Regions from separate parts of the Mus musculus genome. Here region 2 is linked to region 1. A link is a loop called in an ENCODE intact Hi-C map of the cell type or tissue named here. Cell type or tissue: gastrocnemius. All regions are shown on one strand.

The links. Hi-C counts contacts between places; a loop is a spot of excess contacts. Peaks named below come from ENCODE experiments on the same cell type or tissue, not always from the same donor. Only the 100,000 strongest peaks of a DNase experiment are listed, where the experiment ranks them.
Region 2: a loop joins it to region 1, with 2.1 times the contacts of the local background. A loop is called at or near these places in 1 of 42 quality-filtered maps.

The regions. Positions count from the first base shown.
Region 1 is chr11:120,287,017-120,292,016 of GRCm38, reverse strand. It overlaps Bahcc1 (BAH domain and coiled-coil containing 1), which reads right to left. Exons shown (of 28, transcript NM_001347621.2): 26 at 3,913-5,000; 27 at 2,473-2,709; 28 at 1-2,340. The coding sequence ends at 2,134. Among named protein-coding and RNA genes, the nearest start is that of Gm11772, 51 kb to the right of the region's middle. In gastrocnemius, no CTCF peak of the experiment used is centred here; a DNase peak (open chromatin) is centred at 2,189.
Region 2 is chr11:119,948,129-119,953,128 of GRCm38, reverse strand. All of the region lies in intron 1 of Baiap2 (brain-specific angiogenesis inhibitor 1-associated protein 2), which reads right to left. Among named protein-coding and RNA genes, the nearest start is that of Gm11767, 7.5 kb to the right of the region's middle. In gastrocnemius, a CTCF peak has its summit at 3,000 (motif pointing left); DNase peaks (open chromatin) are centred at 471, 2,387 and 4,141; H3K27ac peaks cover 745 bases.

The sequences.
Region 1 (5,000 bases):
AGGATGGGGGGACCTAAAGATAAAGACAGAGCAAGAGGACAGTTCAGCAGAGGGCAGAAGAAACGCGGAGAAGGTAGCACACAGGACAACAGCCTTTCTACTTGCTCCGGGGCTCCTGGGTACTGGGGTTCCGGGCAGCCTTTCTAGTGACAGCCCTGGTCTTGATTCTTAAGTCACCATCTTCCTGATTCCCTGGCTGTGAGCAGGACCCTGGTGGTCATCTCTTCTGATGACCACCAAGGATGGAATATTGCACTCATGTGGAGAACAGAAACCCTCAGGGTGGTGGGACAGCCAGGAACGGGCACCCTTGGTGTTCCTGTGGACCACCAAGAGGGACCCTTGGAGCAACTAGTAAGAAAAACAGAGTCCCTGGGATCAGGATAGACTCTTGGCGGGCCTGAGCAAAGGAAGAGAGGCCGGGGGTTCCCAGTTAGGGCTGGGTGACCTCCAGTACTCCCCACTTCCTAGGAAGCCTTGGCCGAGTGGACACTGGGGAGCACGGGTGCCACAAGGCATTTCTGAGAACAAAGGCTTTTGGTCCATGGGTCTAGCCTGCTCTTTCCATCATGGGAGAAGTGAGGACTGCCTGGCTTTCCTGGTACTTGGGGTCAGGATGTGTGTACAAGAGGCCAGAAGGGACCCTTGTTGTATATACTCTGTGCATGAGCCTGCCATGCTATCTGCCCTGCTGAGTGGATATAAAAAAGGTCCAGAAACTGTGTAGGTGTGGGGTGGGCAGAGGGGGCCCAGGATCAGGGTCTAGGTTGAGAGAAGGGGAGCCGGATGGGCGCCCCCTTGGGTGAGCAGCATCGCCTTTCTACTGTTGTGACTCCAGAACCTCTGGCTCAGCCTCATGGCTATCCACACTTGAGGCTATCCAGAGGTGGTGGGACCCCAGGGAAAGTATCTGGTGGGGAAAGGGGGTGCATCTTAGTGGTGAGAATGTTCTCATGCAGAACTGTGGACCAGCCCCAGACGGGCCCCAAATTCTGGCCCAGACAGGGAGCTGGACCAGCTGCACCATTGGAAGCCCTGCAGCTCTTGGGGGAAGGCAGCTGTTGCCCTGGAGGATAAGGAAGGGGCCGAGAGCTGGTGGGGACGGAGGGGGCCGGGGGCCGCCTGCACCCTGCTCGAGCAAGGCCAGGCTTCTCTCCCTGCATCAAACTGGCCATGGAAACGGAAACCAGAAATAACTTGGAATATTCAGGAAAGAAAGTCTAAACATCCATTTTTCTTATTGATATTTCAAAATATTTGTTCATTTGTTTTGTTTTAAACAGAGGTAAGAGATACGTGGCTGTTGCCATACTCCTGGGCTGTAGAGTGGGGCAGGCCGGTACCGGCCCGCAGGCTGATCCTGGTTCTCATCCTGTGGTTGGAACCCCTGGTCGTTCCAGGGGACCGCCATCACTGCCCCCACCCAAATACTTTCATGGATGGGATGTATTGAAAGGAAATAAACCGCAGTGTAATTTCCTTCACAGTTGGCCCCCAAGAGATTGGAGGGTATGACTGGGTCTCATGTGACCATCCCACGGCCTTTGGCCACGCCCCCATTCCAGCAGCCTCTGCAGTCACAGATGCCCCTGTTGGAATTCAACTAGGCTGAGAACAGTGCACTTCCAAAGAAAACCCCAGGACAAAAACCCCTACACGCACACACGCATACGCGCACGCACACACACACACACACACACACACACACACACCCTCGTCGCGCATCCACCCTTGTCGCAAAGGTGGGGAAAATTCTTTTCCACTTTTTCCCCCATAAAACTTCCCCACAGAAATACAATATTTACATAGAGAAATAAATAGACAACACACCTGATTTCTGCTTTCCCTGGTGGGAGACAGTCGGAGGTACTAGGGAAATATGGCTTGGATTCTAATCTCTCGAGAACTGCGGTGCAGCGGCAGAGCAGCCGGTCCCCGTGGGACCAGCCTGGCTCTCCCCCTGGAGCAGCTAGGATGGGACTCGGGGGGTCTATCCTAGGAGCTCTCTCCAGAGAACTTCGAAGAGAAGCCTGATCCCGCCTTGGGGGGGTTGCATATTTGCTCAGACCAGCTCCTGGCTGGCTGACCTCTTGGCTGCAGTCATGGGCGAGGGTGGGCAGAGGCAGAAGCAGCTCAGCACAGGACGGGCACGCCGTCAGCTGTCACCAGGCGCCCAGTAGTAGGATCATAGGTGCCTGCCAAGTAGTACAGGTCCTGCTGGTCCTGGTACTTGCGGCCCCGCATCATCTGTTCATACTGCTCTCGGCCCACCACCTGACATTTGTGGGAGATGGTCTGCACGTCATTCTCATCTTCGTGGCAGGACTGGTACAGTGCGTTCTGCCGGGCGAGGGAACACATACAGTGTCGGGGCCGACCTCGGCAGAAACATGCCACACCCAAGGAAAGCGCCCATTCCCCCAGAGACCCAGGGCAGGGGCTGGGCCCCCACCGCACCTGCCCACACCTCACCTTCCCGTCACTCTGCCGCTTCCCCAGCTTGGTCTCCTCTGGGTGGTAGAACCATTTGACCTTCACCACCATGTTGCTGCCCCAGGACTCCCACAAGCTCTCGATGCGGCCTATGTAGGGCAGGTTGGGCCGGCCGGCCGAAAGGAAGACCGCACAGTCCCCGATGCGCAGTGTCTCCTTGCCTCGGACAATGGCCTTGTAGAATAGTTTCCTGGCTTTCCCCTTCATGCCTCGTCTCTGCAGGGCAGACCAGCGGATACGGAAGGATGAGGAGGGACACAGGATGCTTGAGAAAAGGTGGTGGCCAGGGAAACTGAGAGCACGCAGAGGGGACAGGTGGTGTGTCTCTGCATGTGTTTGGGAGGGCAGAAAATGGGCACAGGATGGGTGAAGAAGTGTCATGGCCACCACAGGTTCCCTATGAGGTGGGCTACACTCGGAATATCTCTGCACACTGGTCATGACAGAAACACCAGCAGAGTTCAAAGGCAGAAACGTAGATGAGATGCTCACTGCAGCCTGGTTTACAAGGGTATAAAAAAAGCCCACAGATAGCTGAGCAAGGTGGTACACTGCACCTTTAATCCCAGCATTCTGAAGGTAGGGGCAGGTGGATCTCTGTTGAGTTCCAGGCTAGCCTGGTCTACAGAGCAAGTTTCAGGCGAGCCAGGGCTACACAGTGAGACACTGTCCAACCAAACACCAAAAAGCCAACACAAACAAACAGCAAGCCCACAAACAAGCGCAGGTCCCCTGCAGATTGGTCAGCAGGAGAGTCTCCTCTGGCGGCACAGCCAAGGGGCAGAGCAGCGTGAAAAGCAAGCAGAACACACTCCCAATGTGCGGGTCATTTGTGTGACCACACATGCAAGACGACGCTCTAATGTACCAATCACAGTGCTGGCTATTTGTCTCATTAGGTTACTGGTGGGTTTCTGTCGTTGCCTGAGGGTTTCCAAAAAGGCTTAAGAAAATAAAAATCAAAATAAAACCAAAACCAACCCCCCAAACAAACAAACCAAAAGAAAAACCAGGGCTACAGAGATGGCTCAGCGGTTAAGAGCACTGACTGCTTTTCCAGAGGTCCAGAGTTCAATTCCCAGCAACCACATGGTGGCTCACAACCATCTATAATAGGATCCGATGCCCTCTTTTGGTGTGTCTGAAGACAGCTACTGTATACTCATAAATGAAATAAATAGATCTTTAAAAAACAAACAGAATTCAGGAGACAGAGAAAGATGGATCTGAGTTCGAGGCCAGCCTGGGTTACACAGAGAAACTCTATAGTGGGGGAAAAAAACCTTAACAAAAACCAAACCACCACCACCAAACCCAAATAACAACAAAAACTATGTGAATGCACAGATTCCCCCTATAGTTAGAGTTAGGGACGGTTGTGAGCTGCCCTATGTGGGTGCTGGGAGACAGGCCACCTACCTGCGTGGGGTTTCCTGACCACTTCCAGAGCTGCCGGGCAGGCAGGAAGGCTGAGATCTTTGGCCGGTTTTCTACGGAGGGCAGCCGTTGCCTCCGAGAAAGCTCTTTGGCTTTGGAGAAGCTCAGGGCCTCCTTGCGCTTGAACTTGGATTTGCTACCACTGGGGCTGGCCCCTGCACCTGCACCAGCCACCCCAGCCCTGGACAGGAAGCAGCGCTGGGCGTGGGTGTGCGCGTGGGGGCTGCTACCCTTAGAGCGCAGGGCTTCGGGTGGGGCCAGGAGGGCGGGCACAGGGCGGGTGAGACAGGTCTGCAGCAGCAGGGCAGGGTCCTCGTCATCTGAGCTATAAGATGAGTCCTCATTGTCTGAGGAACAGAGGCTGGACGTGGACACGGAGCCTGAGGAAGAAGACGTGGACGAGCCAGAGGAGGACGACGACATGGATAGGCGGGTGAGGAATCGGGAGGGAACACCGGTGGCCAGCCCCGGCCCATCCTCGTCCTCATCGGAGTAGGAGCTGGGGCAGTCACTATCACAGGGCAGTGGGTACTTGCGCAGAGCCAGCCCCATGGGTAGCGGATGCACAGGCGCCCGACCCTTCTTGTCCTTGCCAATGAGGGCTGGGTGTGCGTAACTGGGGTTGCTAAGAGGTCGCCCCAGCTTGGGTCCGAAGTCCTTGTCGCTCATGAGCAGGGCCTTGCAGTTTTTGTTTTTGGGGGAGGTCACACCCTCATGGTCCAGCTTAACCAGAAACTCGCCGCCTGCCCGCCGCCTCCCGGCCTTTTCTGCTTCAGCCCGTTCAGCCTTCTTGGCCCTAAGCAGCTTGTGGGCTCCTCCGGGAAGGCCTGCCCCAGCCCCTCCAAGGAAGGGTGTGTAGGAACTCGCCAGGCTGCTGAAGGAGTCAGCTCGGAAGCTGTTACCAAACACGGGGGTAGCCATGCTATGCATGGGAAACAGGGTGTCCCGGGCCCGCAGCTTCTTGGTGCTTCCGTTGAGCTGGAAGAGGTTCTGTAGTACCCCCGGCCCTTTGCCACCTGCCGCCGCCGCTGCCGCAGCCACCGCTTTCCGCTTGGTCTGAGCCACTGCTG
Region 2 (5,000 bases), 340 kb after region 1:
CCACCCTCCATGCCTCATTTCTGCAGTGTGCCCCTGCCCAAGGCTGTGGCCAACCCCTCTCTGTTCTGGGCAGAAGAGAAAGAAACAGACTGAGTGAGAATACTCCTGGCACATAGGCCTTAGCCCAGGGCTCCTTAGCAGCCCGTGGAAGGCTCTGAAGCATGTGCAGCATCAGAAAACCTATGTCTCTCTGTGAAGCAGGAAGAGAAACAGGACTGTTCCAGAACAGAGCACTAGACTCCTAGCTTCTGAGGGAGTGGTAGGTCCTACCAGACCCACAGGCCAGCTTCAGTCCACTAGGGATGTAGGCAGGTAATAGAAGAGATGGACAGACTCCAGTACCTTCCAGGAGCTGGAAGGGGAACCCAGATGCCACACAATGGGCTCCAGCAGAATCTGAGCACTGGCCTCACCCCAACCCCCAACGTGGTAGTTCTAGTTTCTCAGCTCTGATAGCTCCCCTGGAGAAGCTGCCAAAATTAAGAAAGAGACTCTGTGTCTTTGGCAGGGTGCCTGGATATGATAGTCATGGTGGCCTCCCATCAGGAAGAGCCAGAAGAAAGGGCCTCCTTCCTATAACCCCAGCTGTCCCCCACCCCACAGCCAGCATTAGAAGCACCAGAAATGACCATCTGAGACTGCAGCAAATAACACAGTGACAGTGACAGGCACAAAAAACAAAACAAAACAAAACAACACTGAGCTTGCTTTTGCTGGCCTTACACCCCTGTGAAGGATTGGTGAGTCTTCATAGAAGCTAAGCTCACAGGGTACAGAGGCGAGCACAACTGCCCCTAAGTTACCTGACATTGGAACCCCTCTTCCCAGACTGTTTCCGGAGTCTCTAAAGGTTTCCGGCACTCTAAATCTGACCTCCTGCACAAGGTCCCCAAAGGCAAAAGCCACACCAGGGTCTTACACCCAGCCTAGTCCCTACACCAAGAAATCCTTGGTCAGCATGTGCTGTAAAGGCTAGTCCAGTGGTCTCCAGGAAATCCAGAAACCAGGTCCGAACCATCTGCCCTGTGTGGCAGCCACCACCACAGGAACTGGTCAACACCCATTATTCCAGAAGTCTGGACATGAAACCAGTTTAACTATGTCTTTCCTGCCTGTGACAGGAATGTCCCGCTCATCCCAACCTCCACAAAAGCACAGCTTCCCAACAGACAGGCGCCACAGCTGGTTACCATGGTTTGGGTCACAGATTTTCTTTTTGGGTAGTTGGGTGGTTAGTGCAGGGAGAGGCACATCCAAACTGTTACTCAACAAACTCCATTTTTTTAAAAGACATGGTCTTTCTATGTAGCCCTGGTTGTCCTTGACCTTGTTATATAGACTAGGCTGGCCTTGAACTCACAGAGATCCTCCTGCCACTGTCTCCCAAGGTGTGCACCACCATGCCTGATTCCTGGATCCAAATTCTTGATTGGGTGCGGTATGATATCACAGCATGACACGATGGGGACCCAATGACATAAGCTGAAAACCGCAATTTGCTTAAATTAGAAAGAACAAGAAATACAATTAGCCTAGAAAGACAGGTCACCATGATAGAGACAGACAGCCCTCAGAACGTCACTCCTGCCAACTGTGGGGCAGATGATGTCATGGCCACATGCGCTGAGCCTCTAGTCACCATGGTCTAAATTTGAATAGTCTTTACAGAGGTCAATAAGGTTAAACAAGGTCACTAGTGAGGGAGGGCTCTAGTCAGTCTGGCTCGTCTCTTTATAGAAAGAGACCACAACACAGATACACAGAAGGATGGCCAAGTGAAGAAACACCAGAGTCCAAGTCTAGTCTGAAGCCCAGCTCAGTTTCCTGTCAGCAAATGCCGGTCGATGTGGTACTTCATTCACACCACCGACGCGCCTTCATAAAGCAGTCATGCACTCGGGACCCTCAGCTGTGCCTAGGTGAGCAGCAAGAAGCCATCCAAGTCCACAGACAGCCAAGTTGAGGCTCTCATGGCCAACACCTGCTCCTCACAACACATAGTAGTCCAGCCTTAAGCACCTGGGCCTCTCCTGAAACAGGGCTGGGATGCAGGCTACTGGTCTGACCACAGCCCAAGGCTCTCAACACCTCTCAACCCTACCCAACTTGTCATCCAAGTCCAAGATTCCCAGTCCCAGGGCAGGATGGGTCTACCATGGATGAAGATGGACAGCACGCCTCACCAACCTGAGATGGTCACTGTCAGAGTAGAGACAGGCTCTGTAAGCCTCTATAAAAGACAAAGAGGGGTGCAGTGTGCAGAGGGACCCAGGTTTGGTCCATTTCAGGCACCTCTGCCTCCAGCTCCCTTCTCCCTGCAGTGTAAAAGCCCAGTAGGTATGCAGCAATGCACTGGCTCTGTTAGGATCAGGCTCTGCCCTGGCCTGGCAAGGGTCCAATAAGACCAAGGCTCCTGTGGATCCTACCATCCCGTCTCATCCCATCGTCAAGGGCACGCTTCTTCCACTGCAGACTTGCTGCCATGCTTTCCAATGTCCACACTTCTTTGTGCCATCACCAGCAGTGGCTGGGGCATGTGTGGATCATCAGACACAATCCTCTTTGGTGACTTTCCCCTGCCATGACTGTATACTTCAGTCTACAAACTATTGGATCATGAAGAGGATGAGGAGGGCTGGCTGCTGACTAAAAACCAGAAAGTGGCCGCAACAAAAATAGTAGTGCAGGCACTATGGAAGCTTGAAAGACAATCCCAGAGATCCCCTCAAAGTGTTTTATCAATACCCCTAATGTTCAGGGGCAAGTGTTGGGGACCCTCAGAGGCTGACATCCCTGAGCTAAAATGCAGCTCAGAAGGAAGTGATTTCCAAATGTAGGTAACGTCTGTGGAAATCCTAACATTTAAAAAGAAATCTGGGGCTGGCGAGATGGTTCAGCGGGTAAGAGCATTGACTGCTCTCCCAGAGGTCCGGAGTTCAAATCCCAGCAACCACATGGTGGCTCACAACCACCTGTAATGAGATCTGATGCCCTCTTCTGGTGCATCTGAAGACAGCAACAGTGTACTTATCTATAATAATAAATAATTCTTTTTTTAAAATCTGATATTTATACCCCATCTGGCTTTTTGAGACAGGATCTCACTCTGTAACCTGCCTGACTTGGAACTCAACTATGTATCCTGGACTGGCCTTCTAAGGACTGGCCTCAAAGGAATTCTGCCTCGGCCCCAAAAGCCGGGATTATAGGCGTGAACCACCGTGTCCAGCTCTCCTACCCCATTCCCCAGCACTGCATAGAACACTGGAGTCTTGAGAACGCTAGGAAAATGCTCTATCACCAAGTTCTACATTCAAGAACAGCTGCAGTGGTGGCCCATGCCTCAGAGGCGGTGGGTCTCTAAGACCTCCAAGTGAGTTTTGTCTACACAGAGAGTTCCAGGCCAACCAGAACTATTTATAGTGAGACCCTGTCTCAAAACAGATGCGCGCGCGCACACACACACACACACACCTACAACAAGTATGAAATCACAATCCCAAGTCAGAAGGAAAACTTTCTCACTTCCACTTGGGTCTCTTGGTCTCTTGCATCTGGGCCTGAGGTATTCTGTGCAGAACTTCTTCCCCCAGAGGGAACAGGATCTTGAGCTAGCACATCAAAACTGTCTTCACCAGGCCCTGGGGTATTGCAGTGTTCATGCCACAGCCCAGGTTACACAGCTCAGGGTAAGTGGGGAAAGGGCCAGCTTTCAACTGGTGCCTGCGTCCAAGGACCAGACATTTCTTTATGGCAGCCCACTCTGGAGTAGGCAGAAAAGGTCCTGGTGAGGGCTGTAAAGTAGGGAACAGTTGAGGGAGCTGGGTGTCAGCCCCCCCCCCCCCCACTGCACTACAGCAGTCAGAAAGGGGTTCCTGTCAATGTTGGCAGCAGCTCAGCTGCAAGAGGCCTGCACAGACACGAAGCTCGGGCCTGCCCAAGGTTCTCAAGGTGACTCCTTGGAAACCAACAGCTAATGTCCCACCTTTCACTCTCCCCATGCCACCCTGGCCACTCTTCTCCCTTCTCACTCCCTGCTTTCTAATCTCTCTGGCAAGGGACCAGGCTCAGAGACTCCAGGACCCAGCAGGACAAAGCTCTTGCGGCTAACATTTTGACCTGATTGCCAGCCACACAACTGGGTCAGCACCTCCAGGGAAACAGAACATGCTGGGCCAAGGCTCCTCAGGCCAAGAGCTGAACAGCAGCCCCTGAGTGTGGGCAGATGGCAATTCCAATGTCACCTCTTCAGAACCAAGAAATGAAACTCAACCAGTTCCAACTACTGCTGGGTTCCTATCAGAGTCTGGCCACTGTTCCAGGCCCTGAGAATACATCAGAGAGATAAGTCACCCTGGTCACGGGGTCAAATGGGTCCTAAGTTATTGAGCCTGGACCTTGGGAGTGCATGGTAGGTGTGGGAAGGATCTGATGAGCAGTTCATACTGTCTGGGGTAGTCTCCCTCTGGACCTGTAGTCTGAAGTTTCCTAGGATACAGTTCAGGGGTGCAGCTGTGCCCCTCGACCTCCCTGCCGCCCCAGGCTGAGGCTCCTCAAGTCATCACGCAGCTGTACTTGCACAATGAGGCTAGGGATGACTCAGAGAAGGGGGTGGCAGGGGGTTGGAAGAAGGTGGCAATGTGGTCCACGCCTGTCAGTAATTATTCCAGGCACAGGCAGGGATCACAACACAGCACAGTGGAACAGCTAAATTAGGTAAGCTGACAGTTGCCCTGAGCACAGGCCTTTCAGGGAGTGCAGCTTCTCTACCTTGAGGCCTCAGGAGAGCTCTAAGCCAGGACAGGAAGGCACCATGGGAGGTCCTGGAGAGGATCACCAGGAACTGAGACAAAGCACAAGGCACCTGCCCTAGTCAGCAGCAATCAACTGTCCAAGTGTCCACATGATAACAGACACAGGCAACACTAGTCCAGAATATTTAGCAAAGAGGGAACTATGAGGGGCTAAGCAAAGACACTCCCTCTGCTCCTGCAGTGACA